2 separate regions of the Homo sapiens genome follow, and region 1 is linked to region 2. The links are chromatin contacts, found by Hi-C or POLR2A ChIA-PET in ENCODE. All regions are on one chromosome and are shown on one strand. Each heading gives the region's core, a stretch centred on a gene start or an enhancer-like site at or near the end of the contact. The rest is flanking DNA. Distances are from core to core; before and after follow the strand shown.

Region 1 (3,791 bases), core at 486-2,985, 310 kb before region 2:
CTCCAGTAATCCCAGCACTTTGGGAGGCCGAGGCGGGCGGATTACTTGAGGTCAGGAGTTCGAGACCGGCTTAGCCAACATGGCGAAACTCCGTCTCTACTAAAAATACAAAAATTAGCTGGGTGTGGTAGTGCGTGCCTGTAGTCCCAGCTACTCGGGAGGCTGAGGCATGAGAATCACTTGAACCCGGGAGGCGGAGGTTGCAGTGAGCCAAGATTGTGCCATTGCACTCTAGCCTGGGCAATAAAGGGAGACTCAGTCTTGAAAAAAAAAAAAAGGAAATATGTGCTATAGTAATACATGGGCTTCTTAACATAGTTCTATTTGTGAACTTATAACTAATGTAATTTAAAGGGAGTGTGTAAATAATATATGGAGACATCTGCATCAACTGTAATGTAACATGAAGCCATCTATGGTTTCTATTAGTGACCAAGTCACGAGTACTGCTAATGCCACTGTGGTCTGTTGCCTACATTCCTAAATAAAGAAAGCATTACATTTCATTAAATTTGGTGAAAATAAAGTTGTATTTTCCCATTCAAGTTCATGGGATCCTCTGAATTCTATACATGGACTCTTGTGGACTCCAGGTTAAAAACCCTTGCTGTAATCCGTTGGTGTAAAAATGCTTGAGGTGACTGCAAATATACATGGAGGTTTTTGCGTTTATTTATTTACTTTTTCTTTTTTGAGATGGAGTTTTGCTCTTGTTGCCCAGGCTGGAGTGCAGTGGCGCAATCTCGGCTCGCTGCAACCTCCGCCTTCAGGGTTCAAGAGATTCTCTTGTCTCAGCCCCCGCAGTAGCTGAGATTACAGGCGCCCGCCACCACGCCTGGTTAGTTTTTTTGTATTTTTAGTAGGGACGGGGTTTCACCATGTTGGCCAGGCTGGTCTCGAACTCCTCGTTTCAAGTAATCCGCCCGCCTAGGCCTCCCAAAGTGCTGGGATTACAAGCGTGAGCCACCACGCCCAGCTTATTTTTATGTTTATTTTATTTACTCATCAAAAAGGAAAGGTTTTTGCTTTTAAATGGGGAAAAGGATGAAAATGGGGAACACTAGCATCCCAAACGCATGTTATTAATTATTGTACATCTTGCCAAAGGCGGGCTACAATGTCAGGCTGGACTTCTAGCAGCCAAGGAAGAGGTTCTGTCCCTAACTTTCTGAGTTGAAAACTTTGATTGGCAACCTTCCGCCTAGTCGAAAACCCCTAGGCTTACATAAGCGTCCACGTGGTCCAACCCCCTCCAACTTCTCCGGCTTCCTCCGACACGACTGTCCCTTCCCACACCTCCCAGCCAGGCCGAAATGACTCGTAACCCTCTGGGAAAATGGCACTTACTCTCCGCCTGCCGAGCTCCGACCCGGCGTTCCGAGTCCCCGGCGCCCGGAGGTGACGGTCGCTTCCCCTGCCCTCCCTTAGGGTTAGTCCCGCCCAATCGGCTCCTTAATTTTTCGGAGGGGCTTCTACTTTGGCATTTATCACGGGCTGTCTGCCTCACTTACGAAGCAGGGTGCCCCTAGCACACTGCCGGGCCCCTGGGGGAACGCACTTAGGGAAGCGAAGCAAAGCTAACTGCATTTGGCAGAAACCAGCGCGCTTTCCCACGGCGCCACGGGAGCGCACCGCTAGACAGAGAAGGCACTAGAAGAGGCGGTCGGTGCATAGCGTCACCTCCTAAACTCCGCCCATCGGAAGCGCCTTCTAAGCTCGTTCTTCCGCCAGCTTCCCTCCTCTTCCTTTCTCCGCCATCGTGGTGTGTTCTTGACTCCGCTGCTCGCCATGGTAAGTCCATCGGCCCCCATCGGCCCCGGGGTGGCTTCCCAAAACCCGAGGCCGCTGCCAGGAAATGCCTGGGCCGCGCGGAGCGTTGAGGGGCGGGAGCCTTTTAAAGGCTTTTTCAAGAAAATATCCAGTTCGGCCACTGTTGTCTTTCGTGGCCTGGAGGGAAGCTAGTGAGCCAGCGAGCAACCTGGAGAGGGACGGGCTGCGCTGCGGCCGCGGATTCAAGGGGGCTCTTTCTTTGCCCGGCCGCTGCCGAGTCGGGCAGGGATTCCGGTTTCCCTTCGCTTGTAGCGAACTCGTTCTGGAGGCGGGGGGTGGGAGGTGGCAGCCACCCCCGAAATCGTGGCCTGACTGTGGGCTGCCCGTGGCATGCGCAACGTGGAGGGTAATCAGGAGGGTATTGTGGGCTACTGGTTTTCGAAAAGGGTTTAGCTTGGCGTGGAGAAGCGAACCGCATTTTTAGATCCCAGGACTTTTGTTTAGAGGACGTTTATTCAGAGACTTGAGCGTCACCCCGTGGAAGCGCCTAGAACAAGGGGTGTTTTGCGAACCTGTGTGTCATTCTGGCCTTCTTAGTAAATGGCAGCAGCGAACCAGTCACTCTTTACTGGGAAATGTAAAATGTTGATTTCTAGATATGGAGGCGATAAGTACTGGTATTTTATTACTTGTCAAGTAATTTATTACTTGACAAAATTTACAACTGCTACTGTGGATGGGGGACGGGGTGTAATCTTTGCCTTCTTTGTATTGGCTCCCATTATTATGCAAGGGTATGTTCGTCCAGGTTGGCCAGGCATTAAACCTGCATCCGTGCCAATTTTGCAAGATTATTCTGTAGATTTGGGGGAGTATTGGGGTTGGCCTTAGATGAAAGCCAAAAGATGCAACTAGAAATTGAGACAGTCATCCTTGGAAAAGTGACATTTCATTTATTTTTAAATTTAAAAGTTTATTTTTTTAGCCAGTGAAATTTAGCAGTAGAGATAGAGTTAGGATTAATACCGAAATGGTGAGTAGGTTAGATCTTCTGAATGTCAGGGACTTTCCCTAAGTCTTAATTACCCTCCCAATAACACTTGAAAAGTACGTACCCCTGTTTTACAAAGTAGAGCACTGAGATTCGTTGACTTGCAAATGGTAGGTAGGTGGTTCTGTTTGACTCAAAGCTGTGTTCTTCCCAGGAAGCCAGATTCCCTAGCCATTCCCAGTGTGGTCGTCTGAGTCCTTGGGGGACCACAGGGTAAATTGAAAGGTAGCCTCTGGCTGTGGAGCAGAAAGGACCTGGGTTTGAATCCTGGTTCTGCACATTGATGCTCTGATTTTGTGCATGTTTCTTAACCGGATTCCACTTATTTTATCTGAACGATGGAAACTGTGGTATCTGCCCCCAGAGAAGTTGTGAGGGTCAGAGACTTGCTTGGCTTGATGGCTTAGCATTGAGAAGATTTTGGGGCTGGGGTATGTGTTAAGCACTCAAATGTTGGTTTGAAGGAGTTCTTGACTTTGAATCATTCGGGCAGGCTCTAATATTGTCTAAATTGATTGCATTTTCTTCCCAGTCTTCTCACAAGACTTTCAGGATTAAGCGATTCCTGGCCAAGAAACAAAAGCAAAATCGTCCCATTCCCCAGTGGATTCGGATGAAAACTGGAAATAAAATCAGGTAAGACCTCCATCATACTGCTTGTATTTTGCTAAATGTAAGAGCCACTGTGTCTGGCCAGGGTTACTTTTTGAGTATAAATACATGATTAAAATTGCATGCAATCCAATCCACCCTTTGACAGCATTCTCAAATTCGTTTTTAAAAACGTACTTCCTTTGTTTCTGCACTGCATCCAGCCCACATCTGGGCTTATGGGCAGATAATTCTCCAATACTTATTAATTTCCTGGTCATCTTCAGTCTGAGCTAGGTCATAAGGTGGAAGGCTGTCTTATACACATCCTGGTGGGGAAGACCCAGTCAGTATTTTTAGGCTTTTTGTTTTTGTTTTT
Region 2 (4,081 bases), core at 1,064-3,563:
AAAAAATGCTAGGGAGGATGCAGAGAAAAGGGGACTTGTACATTGTTGATGAGAATGTAAATCAGTACAGCCATTATGGAAAATGGTATGAAGGTTTCTTAAAAAAAAAAAAACAAACTACAAATAGGACTACCATATGATCCAGCAATTCCACTCACTACTGGATATATACCCCCAAAAAGGAAATCAGTGTATTGAGATACCTGCCTCCCCATGTTTATTGCAGCACTATTTACAATAGCTAAGATATGGAATCTATCTTAGTGTCCATCAATGGATGAATGGATAGAGAAAATGTCACACAGACACAGCAGAATATTATTCAGCCATAAAAAAGAATGAGATCTTGTCATTCATGACAAGATGGATGAGCCTGGAGGACATTATGTTAAGTGAAATAAGTCAGGCATGTTCTGCATGTTCTCACTTATATGTGGGAGCTAAAAAAAACTCCTGAGCTCATAGAAGTAGAGAGTAGAATTATGATTATTAGAGGCTGGGAAAGGTAGAGGGGAGGGGAGGATAGGGAGAGGTTGGTTACAAAGTTACAGCTAAATCGAAGGAATAAAGCTGGGTGCAGTGGCTCATGCCTGTAATCCCAGCACTTTGGGAGGCTGAGGTAGGTGGATCACTTGAGGTCAGGAGTTCGAGGCCATCCTGGCCAACCTGGTGAAACCCCATCTCTACTAAAAATACAAAATTAGCTGGGTGTGGTGGTGAGCGCCTGTAATCCCAGCTACTCATGAGGCTGAGGCTGGAGAATCGCTTGAACCCAGAAGGTGGAGGTTGCAGTGAGCCGAGATGGCACCACTGCACTCCAGCCTGGGCAACAGAGCGAGATTCTATCTAAAAAAAAAAAAAAAAAATGTGTACTGTTAAAAATGTAATTTAAATTACTTACTTCATGGATAAGTATGTTCTCATGAACATTAAAACATTATAAATCTGGCTATCATTGTAGATCTGACCACCGCTACCCTACTCCAGACTCCCTCAGAGATACAGAAGAGGAAACTGAGACTCAAAGAAGTGACATGGTGTGCCCAAGGCCACACAGCTAGTGCCTGTGGGGGATTTTCTGATTCTAAATCTCTCTCTGTTTTTTTTCTTTTTTGAGACGGAGTCTCACTCAGTCGCCCAGGCTGGAGTGCAGTGGTGCAATCTTGGCTTACTGCAACCTCCACTTCCCGGGGTTCAAGCAATTCTCCTGCCTCAGCCTCCCAAGTAGCTGAGACTACAGGCATGCGCCACCACGCCCTGCTAATTTTTTTTTTTTTTTTTTTTTTTTTAGTAGAGACAGGATTTTACCTTGTTGGTCAAGCTGGTCTCGAACTCCAGACCTCAAATAATCCACCCACCTTGGCCTCCCAAAGTGTTGGGATTACCGGCGTGAGCCACCGCGCCCAGCCTGACTTTAAATCTCTTGCTATTCTAATTTTTCTACACTGCCTCCCATCACCACAAGAATCCTTTCTATTCCTCACTGTGTCCCTGGTGCCCAGCACAGGGCTCTGCACCAAAGCTGGGGCTCAGCAAATATTTCCATATCAATGGATTCCCTGGCAGAGGGTTTCCTTTGCACGAAGGCATTGCCTTCTGAGGTGGGCTACACCGACCTCATTTGGTCAGTGAAGGCTCGAAGTGGCAACTGAGGCCATGCAGGCATCCTCCCAGGTGTCCCTTCTGCCACCCCAGGGCTTGGCGACATCAGGGATCCTGAGAGTCTCCTTTGGGAGCCAATACAGTGAGACCCAGTAGAGGTACACCAGGTGTTTGCTGGGCACACGCTATGTGGCTGCCGGTATGCCAATGGCCGTGTGTGACTCGGGGGAGAAATGCAAAGTATGATATTGTTGAGCCAAGATTTGTCCCATACGTAGGACACAGTGACCAGCCAGCACATATCCAAGTTCTAAATTATGCAGTGCTGATGATGCTTTGGGGGTTCAGGGGAGGAAGAGCTTGGCTGGAGCGGCCAGGGTAGACTTCTTGGGGGCGGTGGGTTTAGCTGAGCTTGGTGGAAAGCGGTCTGCGTGGAGGACACAGCTCTTCCAGCGGAGTCGGCCGCGGTGCCCAGGCCGAGGCGAGAAGCAGCGCGCCCTCTGCAGGCAGGTGCGAGAGGCGGCCGGAGACCCGCCTGGGCACGTGGACTGGAAAAGGAAGGAGTCGGCCATCGGCTGCTGCCGCTGCGGCTGCGCTGCGACTTTTTCAGCCTGTCTGTCTCAATCCAGCCTTGCACTTCGGCGACTTTCAACCGCCATTAGGCCTGCAAAAGCCGCGTTTTTTCCCTCAGGGCGTGCCCTGCCCTCCTCTCTCCTAGTTGTCTGCAGCTCCCCGCCTGGCGGGCCGGGCCATTTCCTTCTGCTGCTACTCGGCATAGTCCTAGCGGACTGTTTTAGCCACCGCGCTGAGAGCGCTCTTTACAAAGTTTCCCAGATTACAAAACCGGCGCCTAAAGGGAAGGGGCCGACTCTGAGAGAGCCCGTAGTTATTTAACAAACACTTAAGCGCATATTATATGCTAGGCTTTGTGCCAAGCGCCTCGCAAATATTAATTTATTTCATCCTCACTACAGTGCCAGGCAAGTAGTGTTCTTGACCCCATTTTCCGGCTGAGCAAGGTGAGGCAGTGAGACTTAGAATCTTGCTCACCATTTCACAGCTGGAAAGGGGCGGAACCATGCTCTTAACCACTGCACCAAGCGCCTCTCCAGGGGCTCCTCACATGGGTAGGTCCCCAAGCAGGCCGATGGTCCCTAAAGAGCTTGAACCCCTCCCTTCCTCTGGGCCTCCGTGGTTATTTTCCAGGCACCGCAGCATTAAGTGCTACTTTCTGACTCTCTCTAAGTTGGGGGGGGGTTCCCTTTGTTTTCAGGGTTTTCATCTGCAGGTGTTACACGTGGTTTGCCAGGTGCCTCGGTTTCCTCATCTGGGAAATGGTAATCTTAGCACCTGCATCATAAGGCCACTGAAAGGATTAAATGAGTATCCACAATTAAAAGAGTGCCTGGCCCATAGTCAAAGCTCAAGAAATGACAATGGATGTTACTACTGAGCAAGTCCGCTGCTGCACTCCTGGAGGCCTCCCACTCACAAGTGAGAGAGAACAAACTCTGCCTGCTTCCTGAGCACGTCAAAAAGGGCCACATTCACTCAAGGGTTCTCATGGGCTTTTAGTGGCTGAAATAGTCTTAGAAGCTGGGAACATTAGGCCCAGGTCTGGGAGCAGGTCTGGCCTAATCAGCCCTAATCAGTCACATGGGCGTGCAGTTGGCACAGCTCTATCGGCAGCGTCCTCAGGTGCCCCAGGAACATGTCTGTTCCTCTCCCCTTGGAGTGGCCTGAGTCATGTTGTGTGACAGCCACTGTTCAATATTGTCATCATCACAACCAGACATCCATCAGGCAATTACTATGTGGAGGGCTCTGTGTTAGGGGCTCATGACAAGATGGCCAGCACATGTGTGGCACAGGCCAGCATCCCATGAACACAGTATGGTAGAAGCCCTGGATGTGGAGTCAGCTGTTTTTCACACAGATTTCAGGAGGGGAGGGGTGTGTGCCAAGGTCCCGCCTCTCTGGTTCTCTAGCATGGACAACATAGCAGCAGTACAGGAACCAGTTGATTTCCCAACCCCTGCAATATCCAGATCTTCCCTGTAAGCCCAGGGTCTGGAAAAACAATAGCTGCAAGTCAAAAGGCCCCGGACATTTGCTGAATTATTATGTAAGAAAATGAAAAAGAAAGGCCCTGTACATTTATTGCTACAGAATTGTTCCCAGGTATCAAGTGGCTGGATCGAGCCAAAATTCATTCATGCCAATCAATAACCAATGCACAAACCCTACAACATGCCATTCATTCATTCTCTATTTATTTCGTTATACAGATATTTATTTATTTATTTTTGAGACAGGGTCTCTCTCTGTCACCCAGGCTGGAGTGCAATGGCTCGATCTCGGCTCACTGCAACCTACACCTCCCGGGTTCAAGCCATTCTCCTGCCTCAGCCTCCCGAGTAGCTGGGACTACAGTGCCCGCCACCACACCTAGCTAATTTTTGTATTTTTAGTAGAGATT

Evidence for each region. Hi-C counts contacts between places; a loop is a spot of excess contacts on that map. ChIA-PET counts read pairs that join two places held with the same protein, here RNA polymerase II (POLR2A). Pooled maps may share reads with other maps.
Region 1: a loop to region 2 is called in a pooled map, with 12 times the contacts of the local background. The contact joins the promoter of RPL39 here to the enhancer-like site in region 2. A Hi-C loop is called at or near these places in 1 of 168 maps with a recorded cell type or tissue (CD4-positive, alpha-beta T cell) and 10 of 50 pooled maps. POLR2A ChIA-PET finds 5 or more read pairs at or near these places in 14 of 52 experiments (AG04450, B cell, BJ and 11 more).

What each region holds. Positions count from the first base shown.
Region 1 is chrX:119,789,574-119,793,364 of GRCh38, reverse strand. RPL39 (ribosomal protein L39) reads left to right here and starts at 1,735. Exons shown (of 3, transcript NM_001000.4): 1 at 1,735-1,791; 2 at 3,354-3,457. The coding sequence starts at 1,789. It overlaps LOC107985694 (a long non-coding RNA gene), which reads right to left and starts at 1,649. Exons shown (of 3, transcript XR_001755949.2): 1 at 1,348-1,649. RefSeq lists an enhancer at 1,741-2,000.
Region 2 is chrX:119,480,868-119,484,948 of GRCh38, reverse strand. No RefSeq gene overlaps it. Among named protein-coding and RNA genes, the nearest start is that of SLC25A5-AS1, 14 kb to the right of the region's middle. RefSeq lists enhancers at 2,222-2,271, 2,322-2,421. Within about 2 kb of position 2,313, at least 23 of the 41 ENCODE cell types and tissues checked have a DNase peak (open chromatin) inside an H3K27ac peak, as active enhancers do.